2 separate regions of the Mus musculus genome follow, and region 2 is linked to region 1. A link is a loop called in an ENCODE intact Hi-C map of the cell type or tissue named here. Cell type or tissue: left cerebral cortex. All regions are shown on one strand. Links, peaks and the distances in the headings refer to the core of each region. The heading gives the core; the rest is flanking DNA. Region 1 holds the start of Gm35082 (a long non-coding RNA gene). Region 2 has its middle 8.1 kb from the start of Rab6a.

Region 1 (16,011 bases), core at 4,341-12,340:
GCAGCTCTGAAGATTCTCCTTTGCTGCTCTGGTTACCTTGAGGAAAAAAAAAAAAAGGCTTTTAAGTCAAACAGCCACGGGGATGCGCAGGATAACAGCTGATGACGCCAACTCCGGAAAGCAGCTTCAGCCTGGGCTGTTTCCAGCGGTTTGGATTACTAGGCTTGGTGAACTCTAGGTGAACCGGCTGCGACCAGCTGTCTCCATCTACTAGAGAGGGACACGCGTCCTCTAGTGGCCTAGAGAGGGACTGCTGTAACTGTTCTCCAGAAGCAAAGCATCGATTGTTCCAAAAGCAAACCTCCCTCCGTGCCTGTGACTGGCATTAAAGCGGTCAGGAGGAGATGGGTCCAACACGAGGCCGCTGACTGTATAAGTGGGTTGCTCAGCCTCATTTAGTCACCAAAGACACCTTCCTTCTCTGGTGTTGCTCATTAGGCCTAATAGAAAGCTTCTCCGGGCAATTTCTTACCTACTGTGGTACATGTCAGCTGGTAACTGATAGAAGAAGCGGCAGGGACAGAAGAGTGGCACTGACAGACTGGCCATGAAGGTGGCAAGGTGACAAGGTGCTTAACAGTTAAAGAAAAGCTGTCAGGACAGAAAGAAGGGTGACAGAGGCAGAGAGATGGCAAGAGAGCTAGGAGAACTGAGACTAGCCCCGGTCGCGGAAGGAGCCAATAAGTCTTTAGGGCCGGTCAGCTGTAACGCTGACCGCCACCAAGGGCTGAGGATTCCTTGTGAGTAGGTCTGCCTGAAAGCTGAAATGCCAGTCGCAGCCATAGACTGAGGAATCCTGACTTCCTAAGTCTTCACTAATGCTGTCACACTTACAGGGCTAAGTGTCCCAATTCCAGAGGCATCCAAGACTGTGACACTAGAGGGTCCCGCCTACTGCCTCACCCACCTGTCTACACTCAGAGCTGCCAGAGACCAGCATTTGAGAGTATCTCCTTGTCAACCACGATTTCTATATGGGCGAAGCAGAGAGGATCCAGGAGGCTGATTGCAGAAGGACTGAAGGAAGCCAGGGAGAGAAGGGAGGAGAGAGGAAACAACCAAGCAAGCTGGCCTCAGAGTCTGAACCTTGGTCCTGCCACCTCCCGCCAGAATCCTCTCTGGTTCTTCCTCCTCCCCTCCTTAGATGGGCAGCTAAGCATCTTCCTCAGAGGGGTGGGGGAGGGGCGGTGCAAACATCTCCCAGATTACACTCTCCGGATTTAGCAACCAGAAGAAAAGGGAAGATTCTCCAACAGCAGTGCAAACTTCAATGAAAAGATTCTCCATCAGCCTCATAAAGAAGGATGCAGAGACAGGGAAAAGAAGGAAGCTGGGAAAACCAAAACCACAGATCTAGATACTGAATTGTTTGGTTGGTTGGTTGGGTCTGTACTTTGCTTTTCTCCAGACAGGGTTTCTCTGTGTAGCCCTGACTGTCTTGGAACTCACTCTGAAGACCAAGCTAGCCTCAAACTCAGAGATCCGTCTGCCTCTGTCTCCCGAGTTCTTGGATTAAAGGCATGCACCACCACTACCCAGCACCAATACTGAATTTAAATACAGCCAGATTTGGTATGTGTCCCTGGACAATGACTGGCTCCAAGAAGTTAATAAAAGGTGAGCTAACAGGTTGTGGGCATGCCTGTAATGTAACCAGTTGGGTAGCTGAGGCAGGAAGATCAGCCTGGACTATAGAGCAAAACCAGCTCAAAAATAAATAAATAGATAGATAGATAGATAGATAGATAGATAGATAAAAAAAAGCAAAAGCAGACTTTCCCCAGGGAGAGAGGAACACCTTTTAAATATAAACTCTGGAAATTCATTGAGTATTTGTTTGTTTGTTTTTAATTACAAAAGTATTACTTATCAAAGCTGAAGAGATGGCTCAGGGGTTAAGAGCACTATCTGTTCTTCCTGAGTTCAATTCCCAGCAACCACATGGTGGCTCACAACCATCTGCAGTGGGATCCAATGACTTCTTCTGGTATGTCTGAAGACAGCTACAGTGTACCCACATACATAAAATAAATGAATCAATCTTTTAAAAATGTATTACTTATGTGTATGGATTTTTCCCTGCATATATATCTGGCACCACGTGTGTGCCTGGTGCTCAGGGAGACTGGAAGAGGTCAGCAGATTCTCCAGAACTTGAGTGGCACATGATTGTGAGCTGCCGTGTAGGTGTTAGAATTGACATGGATCCTCTGAAAGAGCAGCCAGGGCTCCTATCTCAGCTACCTCTCCAACCCTACTTCTTTTTTCTTGGTTTTTTTTTAAGATTTAATAATTTTTATTTTATATGTATGGGAGCTTTGCCTGCATGCTTGTCTGTGTACCATATGGTGCCTGAGGAGGCCAGAAAAGGGTGTTGGATGCCTGGAACTGGAGTTACAGATGGTTGAGCTATCACGTGGGTGCTGGAAACTGAACCCAGATTCTCTGGAAGAGCAACAAGTACTTTGTTTGTTTGTTTGGTTGGTTGGTTTGGTTTGGGGGTTGTTTTTTTTGTTTGTTTGGTTGGTTGGTTGGTTGGGGTTTTTTTTTTGGTGGGGGGGTTCTAGACAGGGTTTCTCTGTGTAGCCTTGGCTGTCCTGGAACTAACTCACTTTGTAGACCAGGCTGGCCTCGAACTCAGAAATCTGCCTGCCTCTGCCTCCCACTGCCTGGCACAACAAGTGCTCTTAACTGCTGTGCCGTCTCTCCATGCCCCACATCCATTTCCTTTTTTAAAGTTTTACTCTGGGATAGACAAGCTGTAGTCAAGAGGAGAAAGGAGACAGAAAAAGCTCTGCCGCCTGAGTTAAGCTGACAGGGAGGTCAGCCACATGACAGACACAGCAGGTAGAGGGGCTTAGGAGAATCCTAAAGCAAGCAAGAAAGCACACTCTAGCTCTGGCCAGATAGAAAGGAGAGAAACCTTGCACCTTTCTGAGTGAAGGTGAGCAGCCCCAACTGAGCCCCAGGGCAGTTCACACATGGGAACTGCCCTCTTTCCTTTCCTTTAGATTTTTGTGTTTCTGTGTTTGTTTAAGACAAGATCCTACTGTGAAACCCAGGCTAGCTTCAAGCTCCTCCTGCCTTTCAAGTGCCGAGGGTACAGGTATGCACAGCCCCAGCCAGACACTGTTGGTTCATTTTTATTTTACTTTAAAAACCTATTGCACCAGGTGTGATGGCTTGTGCCTTTAATCTCAGCACTCAGGATGTAGAGGCAGGGGGATTTCTGTGAGTTTGAGATCAGTCTGGCCAACATAAAGAATTCCATTTTTATGTTTATGTTACTGTGAAATCCTGCTGTCTTTGAGAGAGAGAGAGAGAGAGAGAGAGAGAGAGAGAGAGAGAGAGAGAGAGAGAATTCTAGGTGGAAGATTGGGAGCTATTTCTGAGCAGGTAAGAGCACTGGTTGCTCTTCTAAAAAACCAGAGTGCAGTTCCCAGCATCCACACTGTTGGGTAACTCCAGCTCCAGGGGAATTTCACACCTTCCAGCCTTCTTAGGCACCCTCACACATGTGGCAAACACTTATACAGACAGAGACAGAGACACAGACACATACACACAGACACACACACACAGACTAAACATATTGTAAATATATATGCATAGAGTGTGTAGTATGTGTGAGTGTGTGTGTGAGTGTGTGTGTGTGTGTGTGTGTGTGTGTACAGGAGTGCACATGCCATCACAGGTATGTGGAGGTCAAAGACAACTTTTTGGAATCACTCCTCTCCTTCTATCCTGTAAGTCCTGGGTAGGTCTCAGGCTTGGTGGCTTGGTACCTTTTCCTGCTTAGCCATCTCACTGTCCCCCTGGTTTATTTTATTGTTTGTTTGAGGCAGTTTCTCCATGTAGCCCTGGCTATCCTAGAACTTGCCTTGTAGACCAGGCTAGCCTTGAACTTCGAGATCCTCCTGCCTCTGCCTCTGAGTACTGGGATGGTATACAGGTATTCCTGAGTCCCAGCGGTTTGCTTTTAATCTTATTGGGTAGAAAGTGTAAATAGTGTGGGCTGACATGAGATCACACTGGGATTCTCAGCTCAAGTCTGGGCTCTGAGATAGCCTTGGTTTATTTTGTTAAACCAACTAAAACTTATTGTAATGAAAAAGCCAACAAGTAACTTTTCTAACCTGGTACCTGGAACTCTAGGCACAGAAGAAAGCATTCACTATTTGAGATGTGTGTGGTGGATGGAGAGCTCATAAACTGTATGTAGTTTAGGGAATAGTGGACAGGCTTATCGAGTCTAAATTCAAGTATGCTACTTATATTTTTCTATAGAATACAGTATTCTTCCAGCGGGTATGTTTGTCTCAACCAAAAAGTCCTGTGAGTGTTTCATTGCTGTGAAGAGACAACATGACCATGGCAACACTTATAAAGGAAGATATTTAATTGGTGCTGGCTTACAGTCTCACAGATTTAGTCCATTATTGTCATGGTGAGAAGCATGGCAGTGTGCAGGCAGACATGGTGCTGGAGAAGGAGCTGAGAGTTCTACTCAAGATCCATAGGCAGCAGAAAGGGACTGTCTTCCTCACTGGGTGGAGCTGAAGCATAAGAGACCTCAAGCCCTCCCCCAACAACGACACACAGTCTCCAACAAGGCCACACCTCATAATCATGCCACTTCTTATTGGCCAAGCATTCAAACACATGAGTCTGTGTGGGTCATACCTATTCAAACTGCCTTAGGTTCCCTAGTTTCTATCGATATGCAGAATTTTTTTTCAAGAATACACAAAATTTACCCCATGGCCTAAGGCACAGAGACTTAAGCTCCTCAAGATGCAATTTGAACAAAAATCAAAACACCTGTACCATGGGCTGGTGAGATGGCTCAGTGGTTAAGAGCACCTGACTGCTCTTCCGAAGGTCCGGAGTTCAAATCCCAGCAACCACATGGTGGCTCACAACCATCCGTAACAAGATCTGACTCCCTCTTCTGGAGTGTCTGAAGACAGCTACAGTGTACTTACATATAATAAATAAATAAATCTTAAAAAAAAAAACAAAAAAAAACAAAAAAAAAAAACACTTGTACCAAAGTTTTGTTCTTTCTTTCTTTCTTCCTTCCTTCCTTCCTTCCTTCCTTCCTTTCTTTCTTTCTTTCTTTCTTTCTTTCTTTCTTCCTTTCTTAATTATGTATATGATGTTCTTATTGCATGTATGCCTACCCCCCAGAAAAGGACACCAGATCTCATTACAGATGTTTGTGAACCATCGTGTGGTTGCTGAAAATTGAACTCAGAATCTTTGAAAGAGCAGTCAGTGTTCTTAACCACTGAGCCATCTCTCCAGCCCCCAAAGTTTTGTTGTTTGTCCTTTTTGTCTAAGTAAGAAAAGCACTACCACACCTGGCTTCATAATAATGAAGTTGATGAAAGTGAGAGACAGAAATTGATCCGGCAATTTTACAGTAGATGACCCCAAATATAAACAATTCTTCCTTAACTGAAAGCTGGAAATGCCCTTGGTTCCTTGCTGAAGACCAGAAATACCAGAAATGTTTAATAGCCAAAATGTCTGGCTCTTCTCTGACTGGAGGTCAGGCATGTCAGAAGCCCTGGCTTATCCTTATCTCTCTTCCCCTCAGTGAGCATCACTTCCTGGATGTGAGTGACACTGGACCTGAGAGCCCCGTGAGTGGACAGTGGTAATGATCAGTTTATCCTCCCCCACCCCCATGCTTCCATCTCATAAGCCTAGTTAACACCAAGTGGGGACCCTGGTGGTACCTCGCTCTCGGGGACCCATTCCTGTTCTTGTGCACAGGAATGCTGCCTTCTTGCCCTCAAACTCCTACCTATGAATTATCCTAAAAATCCACCTTCCCGTGGTCCATGAATTTCATTCTTCAAATTCATAAGGCAAGAACCTAGAGGTCACCGATTCAGTGGAAGTTTTAGGTGGCAGTGTTCGTGGCACCCTAACTCCTGAGTTAAAGCCCACCTGATGTGAGGAAATCTCCATCAAACTCGAAGACAAACTACCTCCTCCCATATCAAAATGACTTCAAGGCCTTCGGTATTTCAGGATTTTGGATCAGCACTGTCTTAGGGTTTCATTGCTGTGAAGAGACACATGACCAAGGCAACTCTGATGAAGGCAACATTTAATTGAGGCTGGTTCACAGTTCAGAGGTTTAGTTCATTATCATCATGGTGGGAAGCATGGCAGCATCCAGGCAGAGATGGTGCTGGAGAAGGAGTTGAGAGTTCTTGATCCACAAGCAGCAGAAGACTGGGTCACACTGGCCAGATTTGAGCAAAAATGAGACCTCAAAGCCTTCTTCCATGGTGACACAGTTCCTCCAATGAGGCCATACCTATTCCAATGAGGCCACACCTCCTAACCACTCCCTATGGGCCAAGCATTCAGACACTTGAGTCTATGGGGTCCAAACCTACTCAAACCATCACAAGCATCACGTGAACGCTCGGGGGATGAGAGTATTGACAGCTTGACAGGATCTAGACCCACCTCTAAGCAATCCTCTGTGAGCACAATTAGGCCAGTTGAGGTGGGAAGACTCACCCTAACTATGGGTCATTCCTTGGTCTAGGGTCCTGGTCTAACTAAAAAAACAAAAGCAAATTAAATGCCAGCATTGTCTCTACTTCCTGGCTGCAGATGTAGACCCCAGTTGCTGCTGGCTCCTGTTGCTGTTGCCACGCCTTCCCCACCATGACAGATTCAAATTGTGAGCTCAAAACAAGCCCTTCCCTCTTTAAGTTACTTTCCTTGGGCATTTTGTCACAGCAATGAGAAAAGTAACAAACAAATAACATGCTTTTATTTTCTGGGCCCCATTCCTCAGTGAATAGTAAGACAATAACCTCTTGATGGAAAGCCACCTAGGAGGGATTCAGCCAGGTTTTCTGGAACAGAATGAGTGTAACAGTTTCATGTGTCAATCTAACAGCTACAGCTCACATCACCCCCCCTCCCTCCCACCTGCCACCAGCTAGTTAACCAATCATGAATCTGGGGTATAAAGATACTTTGTAGATGTTTGTAACTTACACAGTCACTTGAGTTTACCTAAAGCAGTGGCTCTCAATCTTCCTAATGCCTTGACCCATTGTTAATACAGTTCTTCATGTGGTGACCCCCCAACTAAAAAATTACTTTGTTCCTATTTCATAACTGTAATTTTGCTACTGTTATGAATCGTAATGTAAATATCTGATATGTGACCAAAGGGGTCGTGACCCCAAGATTGAGAACTGCTGTAAAGGAAAGTATTCTTGAATAACGCTAATGGACCTCGCAGAATCTGTGGCTCTCAATTGAAAACTAAGGTTTCCCTGAGGGAGAAGACAATAGACTGACTTGCAGCCTCAGCTCCTGCCTGAGATTTCTGTCTGCCAGCCTGCCCTCTAGATCATAGACTGACCTGCATCCCTCTACTCCTCCTCCTTAGCAAGCCAGTTCCTTGAAATAAGTCTCCTTATGTGGAAAAGCATCTCCGCCATTCCTATTTCTCTGGAGAGCCCTGCCTGACTCATGCAGGGAGGAGGTAGCTACTTGCCATGAACTCCTCAGCTAAGTTTTTTTCGAGATACCAGATTTGGGGATGGAGGGGAGCCCGACAGCCAGAGGAGGGCAGGTGTTGAGTCTTAGAAGAGACAGTAGCACCCCACACTTGGAAATGTGGGCGCAAGTTCTTTCTGAAGTGCACCATCTGGACCATCGGATGTGTGAGGAGCCACTTCTAGAAGCTCACATCTAGTCCATTTCTGTCATGCTGAGTCTCATCTGCACTCTGTCTAGAGATGAAGGGGTTTTTTTCTACCTTCCTACACTTCCAAGCAATGTCCGTGAGCCTTAACTTCAGGGAGATCAGCTGCCCTGAGAAGACAAGGTTCCTTCCCGCTTTGCCTCAAGCTCCAGCAAGCTTTCTGTTTGTCTGTCTGCTTCAGGGCTGTCTTGCTGCTCCAAGTAATCCTAGACAGGACAGGTCTCTCTCGCTCTCTCTCTCTGTTTCTGTCTCTCTCTCCTCTCTCTCCATAATTGGTGTTTCACTTCTTGTGTCTCTCCTGATCCAGGTTCTGATCTTCCTGTTCAAGGAGGTTGGCTCAGTCTGAAAGTGTTGCACATGATCTGTCCTGTGGGTGCTTTGTTTTCTTCTTCAGTGTGGTTGATATCGAATTGGATTTCTCTCCATCTTGGGAGTTTAAGGGCACACTTGACTTTTCTAGTCAATTCCCTTCTGGCTCCTCTGGTCATAATTTCTGTCTCTGCCACCTGATTCCAGGTTCTTTTTTCCAAGGGGAACTGTCTGAGCTTTCCTCCTCCTCCTCCTCCTCCTCTTTCTCCTCCTCCTCTTTCTCCTCCTCCTCCTCTTTCTCCTCCTTCCTTTTTCCTTCCCCTTCTCCTTCTCCTCTTCCTCCTCCATCCTTTTCCTTTTAAAAATGCATTTCTTAGCTAGGCGTGGTGGTGCGCGCCTTTAATCCCAGCACTCGGAAGGCAGATGCAGGCAGGTTTCTGAGTTCGAGGCCAGCCTGGTCTACAAAGTGAGTTCCAGGACAGCCAGGGTTATACAGAGAAACCCTGTCTCAAAAAAAAAATCAATCAATCAATCAATCAATCAATCAATAAAATGCATTTCTTTTTATTTTATGTGTTTGAGTTTTTGCCTGACTGCCCCCCCTGTGTGTGTGTGTGTGTGTGTGTGTGTGAGAGAGAGAGAGAGAGAGAGAGAGAGAGAGAGAGAGAGAGAGATGTGCCTGCTTGGTGTCCACAAAGTCCTGAAGAAACCATGGGATTCCTTGGAACTAGAGCTAGAGACAGCTGTTAGCCACCATGTGGGTGCTGAGAATGAAACCTGGTTGCTCTTAAAGGCTGAGCCATCTCTACAGCTTCTTCTGAGGATGGAATTCAGGGTTTCATGCTGATAAGCAAGTGTTCCTTCACTGGGCCAGTTCCCAGTGTGGGTCTTTCATCTTTGGCCAGCTTTCCTCTTGACTTAACCAGATACTCCCCCATGCCCTAGAATTATGTAGGAAAATTCTGAGTCCCATTGTCTTAGTTAGGGCTTTACAGCTGTGAACAGACACCATGACAGGCAACTCTTTTTTTTTTTTTTTTTTTTTTTTTGGTTTTTTGAGACAGGGTTTCTCTGTATAGCTCTGCCTGTCCTGGAACTCACTTTGTAGACCAGGCTGGCCTCGAACTCAGAAATCTGCCTGCCTCTGCCTCCTGAGTGCTGGAATTAAAGGCATGTGCCACCACGCCCAGCCAAGGCAACTCTTATAAGGACATTTAATTGGGGCTGGCTTACAGGTTCAGAGGTTCAGTCCATTATCATCAAGGCAGGGACATGGCAGCATCCGTGCAGACATGGTGCAGGAGGAGCTGAGAGTTCTACATCTTCATCTGGAAGCTGCTAGCTGAATATTCACTTCCAAGAAGCTAAAATGTGTTACCCACAGTGACACACCTACTCCAACAGGGCCAACCTCCTAATAATGCCACTCCCTGGGCCAAGCACATTCAAACCATGACACTCATATTGTCTGTAATTTTTGTTTGGTTTTATTTTGAGACAGGGTCTTTCTATATCGCCTGGGTTGTTCCAAAACTCACTAATTAGACCATGTTGTTCAAACTCACAGAAATCTGCCTGCTTCTGCCTCCCGAATGCTGGGACTAAAAGCATGTGCTACATGCTTAGCTCCGCATGTAATAGTTTTAACTTTGATTTTTGTTTTTCCCATTGAGTTTTATTTGACTTCATCTTCTAGGAACAGGGTCTTCAACACAAGATAACAGAACAGCTTAATCTGAATCCTGAAGGTTTCCTTTCCAGGTGGCTTGCTGCTGGGGGGAAGAAGGCAAACCAGGAGGCTGGACCTGTCCAGGATGACAGGCACGTCTGGGCTTTGATCTGCTTTCACTGCAAGAATGTACGAGGGCTGAAATGGGAGCCGTATGTTTCTGGCTCACAGCAGAAAATATTTTGTTTCAGTGGTTGAAAATCTCTGCCTACACCCAGGAGCGCTGCTAACACACACTGCCTGATACGCACTGACTGTTTCCCTTCGGTTCTGGCAAGAGTGAGCCTTGGTCTCACGCTGTTGAGTACTTCTGCATGGCGCTCCTGTGCTCTAGGCTGTGATGTGGCTCAGTTGGTAGAGAACTGACCTAGCAAGCACAAAGCCCTCACTTTCATTCATGGAAATCAAACTTGGAGGCAAAGACCTGAATCTGAGAACTCAGAAGGCTATGTCAGGAGGATCAGAAGTTCAAAGTCATTGTTGGTTAGGTAGCAAGTTCCAGGCCATCCTGGGTTACATGACATGCCATTTTAAAGGGAGGAAGGAGGGAGGGAGGTTTCAGCATCGCCTGTGTTCGCACACAGTATAGATCTGTAGAAGGATGAAGCATCTCCATGGCAACCAGGCCACACAGAGCAAACTGCTGTCCCCAAGTCCTGCTGAGCCATGACGCACCATGAAGGACGCAGATGAGGTTCCATTCAGAGCCAAGCATGTGCCCTCCAGCCCAGCAGAGCTGAGAGGATGAGAATGGGTGGGAGGAAGGAAGGAACGGGATGGATCCAGTACAGAGTTCACGTAAGGTCAACCTTGTCCGTGCCTGATGCTTCTCTCTGCCCAAGTGTCTCCTCCTTTGGCCCTAAAAGTCTCTTTACCTTCCTCTTGCTGCCCACAGGCCACAGAATCCATCCGTGGTTACTGGACCTCTCCATTTCTGTGTGTCCAGGGTCCAGAGCAAGGCACAGAGAAGAGCTTGCTGCTGTGTGTGTTTGAGGAGAGAACAAATGAAGGAGGGGTGTCTTGAGCCATCATGAAGATGCACTGTTAGCTCAGCAGGAAACTTCTTTGGAAAAGCATGAGGCTCCTTTCCTACCTGGGGATGGTGGGTGGCAGAAGAGCCGGCAGCTGCTCTAGACCAGACTCCCCTGTCCTCCTTCTGACTTGCCAGTCCCCTGCAGGAGACTCTGAACATCCCCTAGCCTGTCAGTCTCCTTTCCTCCCCCACGTGTGGGAGTACACTGTCCAGCTCTAGGGAAGGTTTTGAGGATTAACATGAGGACAGCTATAGGACCTGGGGGTAAAGGACTCAGTGTTCTAGTGAGGGTTTTCTTTGTTTGTTTGTTGTTGTTTTTAATAGGGACTTACTATGTAGCCATAGATGGCCCTTGGAACTCACAATCCTCCTGCCTCTGCCTCCTAAGTACTCAGACTGCAGGTGAGTGCCACCACATCCAGCTTAGTGAGGGCATCGGATCCCTGGGAACTTGGAGTTAATTGGTTGTGAGGCTCCTGATGTAGATGCTGGAAACCAAACCTGTGTCCTCTACAAGAGCAGAAAGCACTCTCCACCTGTGAGCATCTCCCTCGCCTCTCAGCCTGAGTGGGCATATCCAGGATATTTGCAGTCCACTCTGGTGTTTGGATGTTCCAGATTTAGCAAGAGCAATAAGAGATTTTTTTTTCAAGTCATGGATACTGTTAGTGAGAAGTTAGAAACATGGGGCTAAAGACATGGCTCAGTGGTTAAGAGCACTGACTGTTTTTCCGAAGGTCCTGAGTTCAAATCCCAACAACCACATGGTGGCTCACAACTATCCTTAAGGAGACCTGACACCCTCTTCTGGTGTGTCTGAAGACAGCTACAGTGTACTTACATATAATAATAAGGACTGGAGCAAGCAGAGGTCCTGAGTTCAATTTCCAGCAATCATATGATGACTCAAAACCATCTGCACAGCTACAGTGTACACATATACATTAAATAAATAAATAAATAAGACAGAGAGAGAACTTAGAAACAAGTGCAAACCCCCAAGCAAAGGCGGCCAGCAGAGGATTCTCCGGTGAGGAGTCCCTGCAAGCAAGCATTGTGTGGCTCCTGGCTGCCAGAGAGCAGAGTGTGGACAGCTTGGAGTGCTTTGGGTCTAAGGTATGCTGAATCCAGTGCCAGCCATCTTGGCAGCTCTGAGGGTGGCTGTTTGAAGCAGGAGGGGACCAGGGCCACTCAGCAAGGTCCCTGTCATCAGAAGTCTTAAGCCTTGGCTGGCTCCTCTGTGGTGGCAACTACCTTGTCAAAACCCTCTGGAGCTCTGGAGCTCTCTCAATAAAATCCTTACTACTGTTCAAATAGTGCCTAGTAAACACGTCTGGTAGTGCCAGGGAGGTGGCTTAGTAGGCAAGGGCACCTGCTGCCAAGACTATTGGTGTGAGTTCAATCCCTGGAATCCACGGTGGAAGAACAGAACCAATCCTCTCAGGCTGGCCTCTGCCTCTGCGAAGGCACCCAGGCATGAACTTGGCCAGACCTGTCTCTGCCCATCTCAAATAAATAAGTGGGTACAAACAAATAAACAAGTGAAAAAGAGAGAAGCTGTAAAAAACAAAAAGGCAGTGGTGGCACATGCCTTTAATCCTAGCATTTGAAGGCAGAGGATTTCTGAGTTCGAGGCTAGCCTCAAAAAACCAAAAGCAACAACAACAACAAAAAACTACTAGAACTGTTAAGAGGATGAGGCAAGAAAACTGAAATAAACCTAAAAGCAAACAAGTTTTGTTTGGTTTAATTTTTTAGTAGAATAGACATAGATTTATTAAGAAAAGTGAGAAAGTACTCTTGAGAGTGGACTCCAAGGCAGTTTGCTTGTTTGTTTTTTGTTTTGTTGGTTTTTTTTTTTTGGGGGGGGGGTGTTTGTTTGGTTAGTTGGGTTTTTTGAGACAGGGTTTCTCTATGTAGCCCTGGCTGTCCTGGAACTCACTGTAAACCAGGCTGACCTCGAACTCAGAAATCTTCCTGCCTCTGCCTCTCAATTGCTGGGATCAAAGGCGTGCGCCACCGCTGCCCAGCTGCTTGTTTGTTTTTAAGAAATGTTATGTTGAAGCACAGCAGCCCCCTGTGATTGGAAGCTCTCTGAAAAGGCCACACACGTGTTGAAGATTCCTAAGACTGCAGATGCTAATTCCAGCTTGTGAAGAACTGGAGACTGAGAGCCAAGTGATCTTCGATGCTTAGACCTGTTAATGGCCAGCCACTTCCTGTCCATGTCTATATCTGATCTGACATCCTTTTTGACTATTAGGTAAAAACCTTTGGAATGTATTAGTTTAGCAGACTATCACCTTCCACCAACGCAATAATTAAGAGTGTCGTCAGATAGCATGTAAAAACCTAAAACAGGGCTGTACATGGTGACAGATGCCTGTCATCCCAGCACGTGGGAGGTAGAGGCTGAGGATCAGGACTTAGTTCAAGGTCATCCTTGGCTATGTCACAGAGTTTGAGGCCAGTGTGGTCTCATGAGACCCTGTCTCAAAAAACAAACGAATGGATAGCAGAGCTTTCTCTGCTCTGCTGCAGCCCACCTACTGCTGCCCCCACCAATGCATTTGATAAACGAGTTGATTTATGGCTGTCATTTCAGCTGACTATTAATGTTCACAGAAACATTTCCATGGTGTAATATGGCATTCAAGGCAACCTGAATCTGTGTTTCTTGAGCTATAATTCACATTTTGGATCAGAGTAAACTCATTTCCCTTTGGGGTAAGATTTCTATTTTGCATCAACACCCCTGTTTTCTGCGGCGTTGCTTTGTTCCGACAACTCCAGTATGTGCTGAAACTGCCTATAATACCCGACCTTAACAATATTGTTTTCTATGCAGATCTGTGACAAGCTTAAATCAGGCACAGTAAGTGATTGGAAAAATGACTAATAAAAAGAGAATAATTATCACCATATTGCACAAAACATATTTAAAGTATGAATTTTAGATTTCTATTTGGCATGTGTGCATGTACATGTCCATTGGAGACAGAGTCTCATGTAGCCCAGGCTGGTCCCAAACAAGCTGAAGATACCCTAAAACTTTTAGTCCTCCTTATCTCTTTCTCCCAAATGCTCTCCAATTGTGAGCTGTACCACCACTTCTGTTTTTATGAAGTGCTGGGGATAGAACACAGAACTGGGCAAGCACCTACCAGCTGACTACAACCCCCGAACTTTTTTTTTTTTTTTGAGATGGGTTCTGAGGACATCGTGAATAATTTATTTCTGGATCTTCCCGTTTGGCATTTTCAGACTTTGGCTGACCCAGGGCTGGGGTGGAGGGGACCCACTGCATGAGAATCAGCTGCAGACTGCTTCCTACCTTTCATCAGCTTGTCCTCCCTCATCTTCTGGAACCTTGGCACCCTACATCTGGGCAGCGACATGGTGCCTGAGGCTAAGTGTGCAGGGTGACTCTGCTAACGTGTGCGGTTCCTCAACAAAATGTGTCCTCCTTGACCACGAAGTTTAATGTGGGCTTATGTGATAGCTAAAGCCTAAGAATGCAAAATCAGAAATTGCTAGCCAGCCGGGCGTGGTGGCGCACGCCTTTAATCCCAGCACTCGGGAGGCAGAGGCAGGCAGATTTCTGAGTTCAAGGCCAGCCTGGTCTACAAAGTGAGTTCCAGGACAGCCAGGGCTACACAGAGAAACCCTGTCTCAAAAAAACAAAAAAACAAAAAAAAGGAAAAAAAAAGAAATTGCTAGCCACCCTTATGGTGTGGGCCGGAACTGTCAAGTGTCACTTCCACCATACTTTCTTAATTAAAGTGAAGTGAAGGGTGAGCCCACATAACTGGAGGTACCACATGAGGTTGTGGGTACCAGCAGATGTGGTCTCGTGGGGTAATCTTCCAGTGCTAGCTACTTCTTTAGGGAAGGCTGCCTACACACTGAAGTTGTAGCTATGAGATGTAGTCATGGAGTTTAGAAATGGTAGGAAAATCCTGAGTGGTCCTATTTTCTGATCTTGCTACTTTTAGCAAAGTTCTACAAGAGAGAAAAAGATGGGGAAATCAAGCGGGAACTATTTTTCCTGCTGTTCACCTTGCTGAGGGGAGGAGCCCTGCTGTAACCTATAATCTGATGTCTGAGAGGCCTGGTGCTGTTCACCTTGCTGAGGGAGGAACGCTGTTGTAACCTATAATCTGATGACTGAGAGGCCTGGAATTTTGAGTTTTGCAAAGTTGAAAGAGCCGTGGCTTTGGCATTGAACCAGGTCTAAGCAGTAATATCTGAGTGGCAGTATTAGCAGGAGTTAGGACTGCTGACTTCTTTAAAAGAGCTGAGAGCGAGCCTGAGGCCAACGGAGGAGCCAAGGGCAGAGCTTTCCCACTGAGGCCTGGGGTTCCAGATGGCCTGAGGAAATCCCTTGATACACTCAGGGAGTGGAAGGCAGCTATGTTTACCCACTATACCACCAATGCATGCTACATTAGGGGGGTGGCTAACTAGTGAGCGGTCAGAGTCTGGCCTGGAGAGATGGCTCAGCAATTGGGAGCACTGGCTGCTCTTCCAGAGGATCCAGGCTCAGTTCCCAGCACCCAGTTACAATCTTCTGTAACTCTAGTCCCAGTAGATCTGATGCCCTCTTCTGAGAGACCTCCTTAACTGCCAGGCACATATGAGGTATAAATATGTATATAATGACAAAATATTAATATGCATACAATAAAAAATATCAAAAAGTCCTGAGGGCAAGACCAAGGGGAACCCAGTGCCTCCACTCATCTGCCATGAGGTGGCATGGGTGTAATGCCCCCTTGCCACCTGCAGCTCAGTGGACCTGGCCAAGGGGAAGGAGCACAGGTGAGCCATCCCCAAGGGTGTGAGAAGAGGGGAACTGTGCCAACCCCTCTCTGGCTGTAGCACAGCTGGGAGTGAGAGTTGATGGGAGAATGCCTTCTCTGAGGATTTTAGGGTCACAGCTCTTTTAGATGATACTCAACAAAACAGCTCTCTTAGAAGATCTTCAGTGAAACAGCTGGTGCGCACACACTTTTATTCCGGGTAGACAAGGACTGTCTAAGAACCCTGGAGGGTGGGAAGGAATTTTCAGAGTGAATGTAAAATCATTGGCTGGAACTTAATGTACAGTGAATGCCTCATTGTACGGAGAAGCATTCCAGGAATCCCAGGTACTTGCTGGGCGGAAAGAGGAAGTTGAATTTAAAGGTT
Region 2 (16,011 bases), core at 4,754-12,753, 71 kb before region 1:
TGTTCAAACCCAGAGAGCCTAACAGTTTATTAATAACAATTAGTGCGAGATGTGCAAAAGTGAACCCTTTCTGTAGGGTTTATAACCACACGACTTTGAGATCCCCAGTTGTAAGCTTCTCCTTCCCCAACAGTGGAGACACACACACACACACAGAGACAGAGACACACACACAGAGAGAGAGAGAGAGATAAAATACAGGGAAATTTTTCCATTTTAATTATTTTAAGCATACTATCCTAAATGTTGTACAATCATTGCAATAATGTAATTTTTTCCATCACTGCAAACAGAATCTCTATAACATGAAGGGCTAATTCTCTAGTCCTCCTGGTAATCTTCAACTTATGCCTCCAGGAATTTACCTGTAATAGATATTTATATAAGAGGACTCATCTCTTTTATTTGCCTCACATCGGTTTTTTTCAAGATTAACCTATTCAATATGTCAACATTTTATTCAATCTTATGGCTAAACAACATTACCTTTTTTAAATATATTTTTATTTGTTTCTGTTTGTTTTCCTTTGTTTAAGATCAGATCTCATGGAGCTCAGGTTGTCCTAGAACTTGCTGGGTAGCCAAGGATGACTAGGAACCTCGGATGTTCCTACTGGGATTGCAAGCATGCATCCCCATGTTACCAATATTTGCTTATCCATTCATCTGTTGATGGACTCCTAGGTGGCTTTGGTCTGTTGACTATTGTGAACAATGTGATGAACATTTGTGCACAGGTATTTTATTTTGGACAGCTTTGTCTTCTCCTCATCCTTGCAAATGCTTTATTTTTAGATTTTAAAGCCACCCTAGTATTCTGAAATACCATCTTATGATCATAGTTTGCATTTCCCTAAAGAGTAGCAATGTTGAGCATCTTTTCAGATACTCACTGAACATTTACATCTTCTCTGAAGAAATGTCTGTGTAAGGCCTTTGGCCATTTTTTTTCAATTTTAGGATGTGTGTGTGGTGTATACTTGCATATTTGTGTATTTGAGTGTGGGCATGCATCACACCATGTGTGTAGAGGTAAGAGAACAACCTTGGGTGTTGGTCCTCATCTTCCACCTTGTTTGAGATATGATCTGCAGATGCAGAGATCGTGCACATGCATATAACTGATTTTATCTAGCACTTTCAAAACCTAGTAAGATATGCTGCATATTAACTCCTTTCTCCAAAAGAACAAGATTCATCTCATAATTTAATGAGTTTTCTCTTTACGTTTCATGATGGCCAAGTCCCAAAGATGAACCATAATAATAAAATAATAAGTATTTTTACTACTATGCCATATCAGTTTCAAGATGAGTACTTAAGTGTAGGCTGGAGATGGAAATTTTGGAATCAGTGAATCAGTGGTAGTTTTGATAATAAAGACAATGGCAATAATTTAGGTAGAGTGTAGGCTGAGAAAGACTGGATAGACTCCTATAGAGCAGCTCCCCCCCCCCTCGGCTCTCTGCACTGCCTCGAACTTCTGGCTTCTAGTGATCCTTCACCCTCAACTTCCCAATTTATATCTACAGATGCATGCTACTATGCCTGGCTGGTACCCCACATTTAGGAACAGTCAGTGAGGGACTGGAGAGATGGCTCAGCAGCTAAGAGTATTGGCTTCTCTTTTAGAGGACTGGGGTGCGAGTCCCAGAACCCACAGAGTGATCCATAATATCTATAACTCCACTCCCAGAGGACCTCCCAGAGGACACTCTGGCCTCTGTAGGTCCAAGGTATGTACATGGTACACAGGCACACATACAGACAAAACACTCAGAAACACAAAATAAAATAAACTATTTTTTTAAGAAGAACAGTCTGAGAAAAAGGTATTGGAAAGAAATGCCAAGAAATTTGGGGTGGGGTCAGGAGAGAAACATAGTGACAGAAGGCCACAGAAGGACAAAATTTCAGAAAGAAAGATATCAAATACAGCTGAGCCAAGGACTGAGAATCTGCTACCAGAAAATCCAGACTATATAAGACTTCCTCAAAAGTGACTTAACTTACCAGCTGCAAAGGGAGCCAGAGTTCCTATAATTATCTTTTCAAGAGTTGTTGAAGAGCTAGTGAGATGGCTCAGTGGGTAAGAGCACTGACTGCTCTTCTGAAGGTCCTGAGTTCAAATCCCAGCAACTACATGGTGGCTCATAACCACCTGTAATGAGATCTGACATCCTCTTCTGGCATGTCTAAAGACAGCTACAGTGTACTTATTTATAGTAATAAATACATCTTTAAAGAAAAAAAATCATTAAATTCCACTAATTTCTTTTTTGTTGTTGTTTTTTGTTTGTTTGTTTGTTTTTCGAGACAGGGTTTCTTTGTGTAGCTCTGGCTATCCTGGAACTCACTCTGTAGACCAGGCTGGCCTCAAACTCAGAAATCTGCCTGCCTTTGCCTCCCAAGTGCTGGGATTAAAGGCATATGCCACCATGCTCAGCTTCCATTAATTTCTTAACAGGAGGCAAAACAAGAGCACAAGTATAGCAAATTACTATTGATTAAGCACCAATCACAAGACAAAGCAAATCTGAGAATATAAATTATACAGCTATTACTTTAATTTTTTCTGAGACAGATTTACATGTAGCCCAGGCTTACTCAAACTCAAAACATAGTCAGGACTGAACTATGAACTCTTGATCTTCTGTCTCTACCTCCCAAATATTGAGATTATAGGCAGGTGTATACGCACACACACAACCAAACTCAACAACAAAAAGATGCATTTCAAATGGTCAAAGCTGGGGATGTGACTCAGTAGCTAAAGCATGGGGACCTGGGTTCAGATCCCAAACATGGCCACACAGAGTAAGATGTGTGCGTCTATAATCCAGAGCTCCTACCGTGAGAAACAGAAAAAGCTCTAACAACTTGAGGGCCAGCTGATGTGGTATACACAGTAGTGAACAACAAAAGACAACAAGCAGATGCAATAAAGTTATCAGATGGCTTTACTTTTATTATTAATTTCATCAAGTTTTACTTAAATTTAGTTGCTTTTTTTACATTTGTCACACCAGTAGACTCATGTACCCTTAAGAACAAAGGCCACATCTTTTTCTCTTTGCTGTCTCCAGTGCAAACAAGTGTGTTAGTAGACAGTGATCCAAGTGTTTATAGAATGAATAAGTGAATGGCTATATATTTCAGGGGACAGCATATTGGAAACCAAGCTGATATGATCAGCAGAGTGAACACTGGTGCTGGACTGCCAAGGGACCTTTTCTTTTTTTTTTTTAATTAGGTATTTTCCTCATTTACATTTCCAATGCTATCCCAAAAGTCCCCCATACCCTCCCTCCCACTCCCCTACTCACCCACTCCCACTTTTTGGCCCTGGAGTTTCCCTGTACTGGGGCATATAAAGTTTGCAAGTCCAATGGGCCTCTCTTTCCAGTGATGGCTGACTAGGCCATCTTTTGATACATATGCAGCTAGAGTCAAGAGCTCCGGGGTATTGGTTAGTTCATAATGTTGTTCCACCTATAGGGTTGCAGATCCCTTTAGCTCCTTGGGTATTTTCTCTAGCTCCTCCATTGGGGGCCCTGTAATCCATCCAATAGCTGATTGTGAGCATCCACTTAAGTGTTTGCTAGGCCCTGGCGTAGTCTCACAAGAGACAGCTATATCAGGGTCCTTTCAGCAAAATCTTGCTAGTGTATGCAGTGGTGTCAGCGTTTGGAGGCTGATTATGGGATGGATCCCTGGATATGGCAGTCTCTAGATGGTCCATCCTTTGTCTTAGCTCCAAACTTTGTCTCTGTAATTCCTTCCATGGGTGTTTTGTTCCCAATTCTAAGAAGGGGCAAAGTGTCCACACTTTGGTCTTCGTTCTTCTTGAGTTTCATGTGTTTTGCAAATTCTATCTTATATCTTGGGTATCCTAAGTTTCTGGGCTAATATCCACTTATCAGTGAGTACATATCATTTGAGTTCTTTTGTGATTGGGTTACCTCACTCAGGATAATGCCCTCCAGGTCCAACCATTTGCCTAGGAATTTCATAAATTCATTCTTTTTAATAGCTGAGTAGTATTCCATTGTGTAAATGTACCACATTTTTTGTATCCATTCCTCTGTTGAGGGGCATCTGGGTTCTTTCCAGCTTCTGGCTATTATAAATAAGGCTGCTATGAACATAGTGGAGCATGTTTCTTACTAGTTGGAACATCTTCTGGATAAATGCCCAGGAGAGGTATTACAGGATCCTCCAGTAGTACCATGTCCAATTTTCTGAGGAACCACCAGACTGATTTCCAGAGTGGTTGTACAAGCTTGCAATCCCACCAACAATTGAGGAGTGTTCCTCTTTCTCCACATCCTCGCCAGCATCTGCTGTCACCTGAATTTTTTATCTTAACCATTCTGACTGGTGTGAGATGGAATCTCAGGGTTGTTTTGATTTGCATTTCCCTGATGATTAAGGATGCTGAACATTTTTTCAGGTGTTTCTCAGCCATTCAGTATTCCTCAGGTGAGAATTCTTTGTTTAGCTCTGAGCCACATTTTTTAATGGGGTTATTTGATTTTCTGGAGTCCACCTTCTTGAGTTCTTTATATATATTGGATATTAGTCCTCTATCCGATTTAGGATAGGTAAAGATCCTTTCCCAATCTGTTGGTGGCCTTTTTGTCTTATTGATGGTGTCTTTTGCCTTACAAAAGCTTTGCAGTTTCATGAGGTCCCATTTGTCAATTCTTGATCTTACAGCACAAGCCATTGCTGTTCTATTCAGGAATTTTTCCCCTGTACCCATATCTTCAAGGCTTTTCCCTACTTTCTCTTCTATAAGTTTCAGTGTCTCTGTTTTTATGTGGAGCGCCTTGATCCACTTAGATTTGACCTTAGTACAAGGAGATAGGAATGGATCAATTCGCATTCTTCTACATGATAACCACCAGCTGTGCCAGCACCATTTGTTGAAAATGCTGTCTTTTTTTTCCACTGGATGGTTTTAGCTCCTTTGTCGAAGATCAAGTGACCATAGGTGTGTGGGTTCATTTCTGGGTCTTCAGTTCTATTCCATTGGTCTACTTGTCTGTCGCTATACCAGTACCATGCCGTTTTTATCACAATTGCTCTGTAGTAAAGCTTTAGATCAGACATGGTGATTCCACCAGAGGTTCTTTTATCCTTGAGAAGAGTTTTTGCTATCCTAGGTTTTTTGTTATTCCAGATGAATCTGCAGATTGCTCTTTCTAATTCGTTGAAGAATTGAGTTGGAATTTTGATGGGGATTGCATTGAATCTGTAGATTGCTTTTGGCAAGATAGCCATTTTTACAATGTTGATCCTGCCAATCCATGAGCATGGGAGATCTTTCCATCTTCTGAGATCTTCTTTAATTTCTTACTTCAGAGACTTGAAGTTCTTACCATACAGATCTTTTACTTCCTTAGTTAGAGTCACACCAAGGTATTTTATATTATTTCTGACTATTGAGAAGGATGTTGTTTTCCTAATTTCTTTCTCAGCCTGTTCATTCTTTGTGTAGAGAAAGGCCATTAACTTGTTTGAGTTAATTTTATATCCAGCTACTTCACCGAAGCTGTTTATCAGGTTTAGGAGTTCTTTGGTGGAATTTTTAGGGTCACTTATATATACTATCATATCATCTGCAAAAAGTGATATTTTGACTTCTTCCTTTCCAGTTTGTATCCCCTTGATTTCCTTTTGTTGTCGAATTGCTCTGGCTAGGACTTCAAGTACAATGTTGAATAGGTAGGGAGAAAGTGGGCAGCCTTGTCTAGTCCCTGATTTTAGTGGGATTGCTTCCAGCTTCTCACCATTTACTTTGATGTTGGCTACTGTTTTGCTGTAGATTGCTTTTATCATGTTTAGGTATGGGCCTTGAATTCCTGATCTTTCCAAGACTTTTATCATGAATGGGTGTTGGATTTTGTCAAATGCTTTCTCCGCATCTAACGAGATAATTATGTGGTTTTTGTCTTTGAGTTTGTTTATATAATGGATTACATTGATGGATTTCCGTATATTAAACCTTTCCTGCATCCCTGAAATAAAACCTACTTGGTCAGGATGGATGATTGTTTTAATGTGTTCTTGGATTCGGATAGTGAGAATTTTATTGAGTATTTTTTCATCGATATTCATAAGGGAAATTGGTCTGAAGTTCTCTATCTTTGTTGGATCTTTCTGTGGTTTAGGTATCAGAGTAATTGTGGCTTCATAGAATGAGTTGGGTAGAGTACCTTCTACTTCTATCTTGTGAAAAAGTTTGTGCAGAACTGGAATTAGATCTTCTTTGAAGGTCTGATAGAACTCTGCACTAAACCCATCTGGTCCTGGGCTTTTTTTGGTTGGGAGACTATTAATGACTGCTTCTATTTCTTTAGGGGATATGAGACTGTTTAGATCGTTAACTTGATCCTGGTTTAACTTTGGTACCTGGTATCTGTCTAGAAATTTGTCCATTTCATCCAGGTTTTCCAGTTTTGTTGAGTATAGCCTTTTGTAGAAGGATCTGATGGTGTTTTGGATTTCTTCAGGATTTGTTGTTATGTCTCCCTTTTCATTTCTGATTTTGTTAATTAGGATGCTGTCCCTGTGCTCTCTGGTGAGTCTGGATAAGGGTTTATCTATCTTGTTGATTTTCTCAAAGAACCAGCTCATCATTTGGTTGATTCTTTGAATAATTCTTCTTGTTTCCACTTGGTTGATTTCGCCCCTGAGTTTGATTATTTCCTGCCGTCTACTCCTCTTGGGTGAATTTGCTTCCTTTTTTTCTAGAGCTTTTAGGTGTGTTGTCAAGCTGCTAGTGTGTGCTCTTTCTAGTTTCTCTTTGGAGGCACTCAGAGCTATGGGACCTTTTCTTTTTATTCTTCCTCATGTCACAGTTATAAATTTGTAGCAACAGCTCATCTTTCTCCTGCAATGACATTTGTAGGATGGATGCATGACCTAATCAAGACAATGAGATGTAACAGGGAGTCCATTAGTCTCTGGACTGTATAGTGCTTTAAATGTCTCAACTTGAGTTATGGCAGTCATCTGCTAGTACCTAACACCAAAGTCAGAATTCTGAGGAAGGCAAGTAGAAAGACAGACAAAAGATCTTGATTCTTATCAACATAGATAAGGGGTCATTAACCAACCCTGGAGTTGTCCTAGCCAAGGACTTATGATCAACCCTATTGTTTACACCTCTTAAGAGTTAAATGTTTTGTTTCTTCCAGATGAAAGGCTTCTGAGGAGGTTCATGAATGGATTATATGTGTGTATGAGAGAGGGTGCAGCTGTGTTGTTTCTTTTTCCTTCATTAAAAGCCTGTGAAGGTCAGGCATGGTAATACATGTCTTTAGTCCCAGCACTCAGGAGGCAGAGGCAGATGTATCTCTGTAAGTTTGACTCAGCCTAGTCTACATAGCAAGATCCAGGCCAGTCAGGGCTATGCAATGAGACCCTCTATCAAAAACAAACAAACAAACAAACAAACAAACAAACAAACTACCTACCTACCTACCTACCTAAGCAAGAAGCCTATGGAAGATGTGAAGACAAGAAGGCATCGTTTTGCTTATGGAAAAGCCCTGCATGGAGCCCTCTGCCTTCTGAAAGAACAAAAGTGGCAACTGAACAGCCAGGGCATGTGCATCAGATAATTATGTGTGCAAAGCAAATTATTTCAATATGTAAATTGCAATTATTTTTTCTTTTTCAAATTTTTTTATTATTATTATTATTATTATTATTATTATTATTATTATTATCATTATCATTATTTAGAACATTCTTCCTATGTAGATCTGGCTGCCCTGGAACTTGCTATTTAGACCAGATTGACCTCACACTCACAGAGATCCACCTGCCTCTGCTTTCTGGGTGCTGTGATTAAAACTATGTACCACCATACTCAGCTTACATACTAACTTTAATGGTCTCAGATCTGGACAACAGATATAGTATGTCAAGTGAAGCCAGGAAGACAGAAAGTAGGATGGCTGATATGAAAATATCTTATTTTAGCCAGGCAGTGCTAACACATGCCTTTAATCCCAGCACTTGGGAGGGAGAGGCAGGCAGATTTTCTGAGTTCGAGGCCAGCCTGGTCTACAGAGTGAGTTCCAGGACAGCCAGGGCTATACAGAGAAACCCTGTCTCAAAAAACCAAAAAAGAAAAGAAATTATCTTATTTTGACTGCCTTTTTCAGCCTGAAGTGAGAGCTCTCTATGGTGTGAACTCTCTATGGCGTTCCCTGGTGTTTCACACTCCTGGCCCTTTCTGGGCTCTCTGAGCCAACCGACCTGCTTCTTCTTATTTTCCCCTTTAGTAAGCACTTTCCACACTCTATTTAGCCAGTTACATCTGCTTAGTCTTTGTTTCTCAAGGTAAAATAGTATGGCTCTTGGGTAGAGATGTCAGAGCCTGAGTGTGCAATTGAATTATTTGAACATATTTTTGGAATACTTTCACAAATGAAATGAGGTGGAAATTCTTTTAATTCATCATCTTTGAGCTGCAACTTTGTTCAGATTTCTCTCCAAGATGTTCTTGTTCATTACCTCATTGGATACTTTGAGCTATGATCTTTATAAGGGTTTTGAGGTCTTATTTATTTATTTAACTTATTTATTTTTGAGATAGGGTTTCACTATCTAGCCCTAGCTGGCCCAAACTCACCATATATAAACCAGGGTGGTCTTTAAATCAAGACGATCTGTGAAGACCTGCACCACTATGCTAGCCTGACTTTTGTTGTTTATGTTCATTTGTGTCGTTCAGATGTATAAAGGCTTTTTACCGGCTGCAATTCCACTGCTGGTATTTCAGTGCAGCAGGGCTGTGCTTGCTCTCTTGTCCAACAACGCTGTGCTCTTTCTATAAACAGCAGTGAAAGCAGTTGTTCTCTTCCACTCCGAGAGCCATTATCTCTGAGTAGCAGGTGGAGTGACTCATCCTCCTGGATGTCTTTCTTATTTTATTTTATTTGCTGGAGAGGATGCAGGAAGAGGAGCTCCAGCGATGTGTCAGGCTTTACACACTCTGGCCCTCATATAATGAGGAGCAAGCTCTTTCCCTGCTTGCAATGGCAAAACCTGGAAGCAACAGCCCACTTCTCAGGCTTGAAAAATCACATTATTCATAGCAGGTCCATGAGTCACATGAACAGAACAAAATGGAATGATCAAAAATAGATTCTGTAGATCAATCTGTAGCAAAAATAACTTCGTAGCTATGAGTTAGCTATAATTACAGGAAAGACCATTCCATTTAAGTTCTATCACCCTCTCCTTCAGGTTGGCTAGATAATCTTGTTTTTAAACCTTTTTATTTTATGTGTGTATGTGTATGTGTTGCCTGTATGTGTGTCTGTGTGCCATTTGCATGCCTCGTTCCTGGAGAGGCCAGAAGAGGGCATCAGATCCCCTGGAACTAGAGTTACAGACAGTTGTGAGCTTCCATATGGATGCTGGGAATTGAGCCCAGGTCCTTTGGAAGAGCAGTCGGTGCTCTTAACTGCTGAGCCCAGCTCTCCAACACCGACTAAATAATTCTTATTCTTCTCTCACGGTACATAGTTACAGGACACTTTTCAGTACAATATATTTGAAAAATAGGAATTTGGGGTTTTTTTGGTTCCTTTGTTTGTTTTTTTCTCATTGGGCTTTTGTTTGTTCATTTTGATGCTAGGGGTTGGACCCAGGGTCTCATGCATGCTAAGCACTGACAAAAGGCTTTAGTATTAGGTACTCTGGGTTTTTTTTTGGGGGTGGTGGTATGGTTCTTTGTTTTTTTGGGTTTTTTGTTTGTTTGTTTGTTTTGGTTTTTAGTTTTTTTCTAGACAGGGTTTCTCTGTATAGCCCTGGCCATCCTGGAACTCACTTTGTAGACCAGGCTGGCCTCTAACTCAAAAATCCGCCTGCCTCTGCCTCCCGAGTGCTGGGATTAAAGGCGTGCGCCGCCACCACCGCCCAGCTAGTATTGTTCTTTTGAAATGAGACACCTTAAATACACTTTCTATATTAATTGCACTCTTTTAATTGGCCTCCTTGAGTTATTGAACATCTTTTATTTTTATGTCATTTATTGAACCACTAGTATTTGTAGTAATGATTATAATAATCTGGAGGATGGGTTAGAAAGGAATTTGATGGAATTTGAATTTGAATTCCTGCCAGAGCTATTATTTGTTTCAAATATGAGCAATATGATTTTGGTCTTTTTACCTGGATATTTTTTCTATTGATTTCTTGCCTTTATGAGAGCAATAAAACTTTTTTAGGGAGTAGTAAACATGAAAAGGCAGTTCCATCTTGGCAACTATGACTAAGTTTTAGATATGCACATGATATCACATGCATAACATGCAAGAAACTGTATGAGGGCTTTGAGAATTTAAAAACGACAATTTCACCTCTTATAGTAACAAAGCAATGCAAAGTATTTATATACCATGAGGACATTGTTACATATAAGGACCTATGTAGTTTTACTAAAAAAAAGTCCAGAGAAAGCCCATTTCAAGAGTTCATACATTAGTTCCTGATGCCTCTCGCCTCCCTGATTAGCTGTCATCAATGGGTTGATGTTTTAAACTCAGAGTTACATATGAATGTTCACAAGAGCTGTATTTTTTTTGAGCTGTATTATCTATAGTTATTATGCTCATAAACAGTCACATCCAAAGGCAGAAAAACAGATTTTCTGTAACTGTACTTTTTCATTAAGAAATAAAGTTTTTCTTTTCCTCAAAAACTTCTATATCAATGCTTTCATCTCTGACTGCTTCAGACTGTGTCATGTGCCTGGAAAAAAGTAAGTGTGTTGCCTGGCAGTGGTGGACAGCGTTTAATCCCAGCATTTAGGGGGCAGAGACAGGCAGATCTCTGAGTTCGAGGTCAGCCTGGTCTACAGAGTGAGTTCCAGGAGACCCAGGGCTACACAGAGAAACCCTGCCTTGAAAAACAAAAACAAACAAACAAACAAACAAAAAAGTAAGTGTGTTTTGTTTATTCTGAGGTGGGCAATTAGTAGTGTCTACAACAAAGTCACTGACATGGAGCACATGCCTTCAATTCTAGCACTTGGTAGGCTGAGGCAGGGGAGCATAAGTTTCAGGCTTAGCCAGGCATGGGGAAACATGCCTTAATTCTAGCACCGGGAAAGCAAAGTTTTGTGGATGAGTTCAAGGCCAGCCTGGACTACATAGCGAAAGACTTTGTCTTTAGAAAAAAAAGAAAAGAAAAGAAAAGAAAAGAAAAGAAAAGAAAAGAAAAGGAAAGGAAAGGAAAGGAAAGGAAAGAAAAGAAAAGGAAAGGAAAGAAAAGAAAAGGTCTTAGTGAAGGTAAGTTATACTTTTATTACAATTTCTTTATAAGATTCCTGGACATACTTACAGATCTCCAATTACTTTAAATTAATCAAAGAAGCTGCCCTAGGTAATTCTGAATTTCACGCTAAGCTCATTCCCTTCTGTTGCTGCTAGGTTTTAGTTATGAACTCTGTTCTGGACATCCTTTCCACAAACAGGAAATAGTATCAATGTACACTAACACAGTTTTGGCCTATATTCTCTTTCTAACAAAATGTTAAAAACCCTTCCTCCAGGGGCTGGTGAGATGGCTCAGCAGGTAAGAGCACCCAACTGCTCTTCAGAAGGTCCTGAGTTCAAATCCCAGCAATCACATGGTGGCTCACAACCAACCGTAACGAGATCTTACTCCCTCTTCTGGTGTGTCTGAAGACAGCTACAGTGTACTTACATATAATAAATAAATAAATCTTAAAAAAAAAAACCTTCCGCCAATGTTAAAAATCCTCTTCATTCTTTTAAGACAGTAAAATAATTAATTCTCATTTACTTTATTTATTCAGCAAATATCTGTTGCATGATTACTGTGTATCAAACATTTTTCAAAAGTTAGGGTACCAATACATGAATTCTGTTCCTATGGAGATTAAAGTCAGGGAAAACCAAGAATAGCAGTGACCGTTAAGTGAGGAGGGGAAGGACAGGTGGAGACGCTTACTTGTAGTTTGGTGGGAAGGGAAGCAGAAGGGAAGGCATCTCAATGGTTCTTCAGTGGACTGAATGTGTCTGTCCAAAATCCTAATGTGGAAATCCTGATTCCCACTTTAGTACCAGGTGTATGAACCAGGGAGCTTATTAGGCCAGAGGGGTGGAGTCACCAAGAAAGGGATTAGTGTCTTTATAAAAGCCTGGGGTGTATAGTAAACCCCTGTCTTAAAAGTCCCAAATGTGTGTGTATGTGTGTTTAAAGATACAAAATACAGACCTCTAATTCCTTCTTATCCAAAGAAATTTTTCCATTTGTTGAACCCATACTACCTTTTAGATTATTAAGATCGCTATGGCTAGCCAGGCCATGGTGGTGCATGCCTTCAATCCCAGCACTCTGGAGGCAGAGGCAGGCAAATCTCTGTGAGTTCTATGTCAGTCTGGTCTACAGAGTGAGTACCAGGATAGCCAGGGATACATGGAGGCACCCTGTCTTGGAAAAACTAAAAAAGAAAAAAGAAAAAAAAGAAAAAAGAAAGAAAGAAGAGAAGAGAAGAGAAGAGAAGAGAAGAGAAGAGAAAAGATTTCTGAAGGTGGGCTGAGGATACTCTTGATTCTATGTTATGTTTAGTACTCTGTCCTTGGGTTAGGGGGATCACTGAAGGCAAAACATATGAGTTACGTGTACTTGATGAACATGAAAGAGGCTTCAGAGGAGAATGAAGCCATGCATGCATCAGTGTAAAACCAAAGCTTAGTTGCATGCACCTGAGTCCTACTTCTTTTGCAGCTAGAGGAAGAATTGCTTGAATTTTGGTTCAGCCAGGACAACACAGTGAGATCCAGGTAGACAGAGCAGAGGGAAAAAGGGAGAGAAGGGACAAAAGAGGAGGCATCAAACTTGATAAGGCATGAAACACTTGAGGTCCGAATTGTGTTATACTAGCCCTCTCTTCCTAATAGCCCAGCTGTTTGGTGACTACAGAAACAAAGCAGCAGGAAGGAATTGATTCATAAAGTTCTGGAGGAAGTACAAAGTAGTTTGAATCCTCAGATGTCACTCTAAAGGCTATTTCAGGAAACAATGAAAACCTTGTACCCAGTAGAGAAAAAAGCCACTCTTACTTTTGTTTGCAAAAGCACTTGAGAAAAAGTTTTTTGTTACTGCTCTTTGTGTGCTAGGATTCTAGGTATACTATTGGTGGGTGTCCTATCTGACCTGATAAGCTACTTGTACAATCAAGACAACAACTTCAATGACTTCTTCATCTTCTCCCTCTTCCTCTTCTCCCCCTTTTTCCTCCTTCTCTTCCTCTTCTGCTTCTTCCTCCTCCTTCCCCTCTTTCTGAGACAATGTCTTCTGCTGAAATTCAGGCCTGTCTGAGATTAACTATGGAACCCAAGCTAGAACTCCTGCTAGGATTATAGGCATGAACTACTAGCCTTGGCTAGTTTTGCTTCTGAGTCAAGATCTTGCTTTGTAGTTAGTCTAGCCTGGTCAGAAACCCTCCATCATCCAGTACCAGCTGCTACTGTGGTTTTAAAACTCAAATATTTATTCATGTTATGACCCAGCTTCTCCTTTTCCTTTTTAGATATACATTCAAAAATTCCACCACTTGTTTGAGAGGAACGTCAGGGAATTTTTTTTTTTGTAATTCTTTATTATTGATTGATTGACTTAGTGTTAGGATTAAACCCAAGACTTTATTATGCAAAGGAAGCACTGTACCCCTGAGCTATTCCTAGCCCCAGAGAGAACATTTTGATAGAGAAGGTTCTGAGATATAGTTGTGTCATTGGTAGGTCAAACTAGACGACACTTTCAGAACTTGTTTCTTCTCCTAATTTATTCATCAGTGAGTCGTCCTGCATTTGATAAGGCACTTGTTTGACCTTGTCAATAACATGTAAAGTATTTTGTGTATAAGATACTTACATAGACTTTTGATGTTTTTACTTATACATTTTTATTTTATGTTTTCAAAGTATTTTTGACAACATCTTATGTAGCTCAGGCTGTCCTCAAACTCACCTATGTAGTTACGTATGATCTTAAACTCCTGTCTCTACTCCCCATTACTGGGTTACAGATGTGAGTTTGGATGTCTTTAAAAGTTTTTTTTTTAAAGATAGATTTATTTATTTATTTATTTATTTATTATATCTAAGTACACTGTAGCTGTCTTCAGTCACACCAGAAGAGGGTGTCAGATCTTATTAAGGATGGTTGTGAGCCACCATGTGGTTTCTGGGATTTGAACTCATAACCTTTGGAAAAGCAGTCAGTGCTCTTACCCGCTGAGCCATCTCTCCAGCCCTAAAAGGGTTTTAATATGTCTGAACAGAGATATCTTTTTAAGATATTGTCCCATGAAATGTTGAAGAATGGCAAAAAATTGTGCAGATGCCAAATTCTCTAATTCAATGGCACCTAACTTTTTTTTATTTTTCATATTCTATGAATAGACTTTATTTAGAACTCTTTTCCCTTCAGTGATGCAAGGTTTCATGCAGCCTAACTTTGATATGTAGCTCAGGCTGGCCTTAAATTTAGGATCCTCTAACCTGTATCTCTCAAGTGCTACGATTATGGGCATGCACCACCATGTCTGGCTCTAGAAGTTTCTTAGGTGTCCTAAAGAGTAGATTTTCTCTCTCTCTCTCTCTCTCTCTCTCTCTCTCTCTCTCTCTCTCTCTCTCTCTCTCTCTGCAGGACCTCACTCTGTATCTTAGGCTAAGCTGGAACTAACTCTATAGCCCAGGTTTGCCAAGCCCTGACAGCAATCCTCCGCCTTAGCTTCCTGGGGGTTGGGATTACAGATGTGAAGCACTAGATAGAAAATTACTAGATTTACAAAGGCCATTATAGAAGTTCCCATATACCACTCCAGACTCCTCTATTAACAGCTTACTTTAATAGGACTGATATGTTATAATAAATCAATCAGTACAAAATACTGTTATTAACTAAAATTCATGCTATACTCAAATTATTTTGTTTTTGTCTGATACTCTCTTTTTAGGGATCCCATTCAGATGAAAAGTTACATTTAATTATGTTATGTAACTGTCCACATTATGCTTAGTTCATGTTTTCTTATGGCATTCACCTTTATCTTATTGGATCTCAAATCTGGTTGACAATTGGAAATGCTTCAGATGGCAAATTTAAGGAAGCCCCACTCAAGCACATCCAGAAGTGCTGCTTTAAGGAGAAAGGATGATCTTTTAAATACTCCTTCTGCAGATTTGTGATTTTGTTGAGGCAGCCCTCTGGAATGTTGTGTGACCTTTTCCAAAGCTGCACCGCTAAGTGGGCAGTCATTTCATATCTGTAATATGTGGAGTTTGGCTTATATGATATCTAAACTCATTTCTAGCATGTAGACGATGGTTATCGTCTGATGTTATGGGCACCTAAAACAACGGCCACTCAACAGAAGATCACGCCAACAGACACTAGGGAATTTGATGGCTTAACGTAAGGAGGTAGCAGAGGTTCAAATAAAACCTTGACTCCATGACATGACTACGTGGATTTTGCAAGTCATTTCCTTCTGTTGGACTCCAATTTCCTCACCCACAAAATGGAGAGGACTTGTTTCTGGTAGTTATGAAACTCCACGGAGTAACGGTGGGAAATCTTATATACACGAAGATGCCGAGCAAGGAATTACGTTTTAGAAGGCTAGGGTAAACGGGTGAAGGGCTAAAGTGAGGAAGGAGAAGCGACGTTAAGGGTTTAGCACCTACAATACACCTTTGAGCGACCCAACCCCACCCACGCATTGCTGCGGTCATTCCACCTTGGTTCCGGCTCCGCCTCCGTCCCACCTTCTTTTCCCTCCTCCTTCCTCCAATCGCCTTGCGTCGCGCCACACTTCCTATGGCTGCCAGAACCCCACACCTTCCTCCGCGCGAGAGTCGCGCGCGCGCTCTCGCGTCGCCACCTCAGTTAGCAGCTGCCTGCCCTCCGCTTTTTCTGATTGGCTCGATTTGTCACTGACGTAAGCGCCCC

The links. A loop is a pair of places that touch in the nucleus more often than their neighbours do. Peaks named below come from ENCODE experiments on the same cell type or tissue, not always from the same donor. Only the 100,000 strongest peaks of a DNase experiment are listed, where the experiment ranks them.
Region 2: a loop joins it to region 1, with 5 times the contacts of the local background. A loop is called at or near these places in 1 of 42 quality-filtered maps.

What each region holds. Positions count from the first base shown.
Region 1 is chr7:100,663,227-100,679,237 of GRCm38, forward strand. Gm35082 (a long non-coding RNA gene) reads left to right here and starts at 11,781. Exons shown (of 3, transcript XR_378374.4): 1 at 11,781-11,937; 2 at 12,871-13,084; 3 at 14,086-14,916. In left cerebral cortex, for the core only: no CTCF peak of the experiment used is centred there; DNase peaks (open chromatin) are centred at 7,614 and 10,034; H3K27ac peaks cover 1,143 bases.
Region 2 is chr7:100,591,521-100,607,531 of GRCm38, forward strand. It overlaps a transcript of Mrpl48 not described here. Among named protein-coding and RNA genes, the nearest start is that of Rab6a, 8.1 kb to the right of the region's middle. In left cerebral cortex, for the core only: a CTCF peak has its summit at 9,334 (motif pointing right); DNase peaks (open chromatin) are centred at 8,322, 8,969 and 9,346; H3K27ac peaks cover 1,551 bases.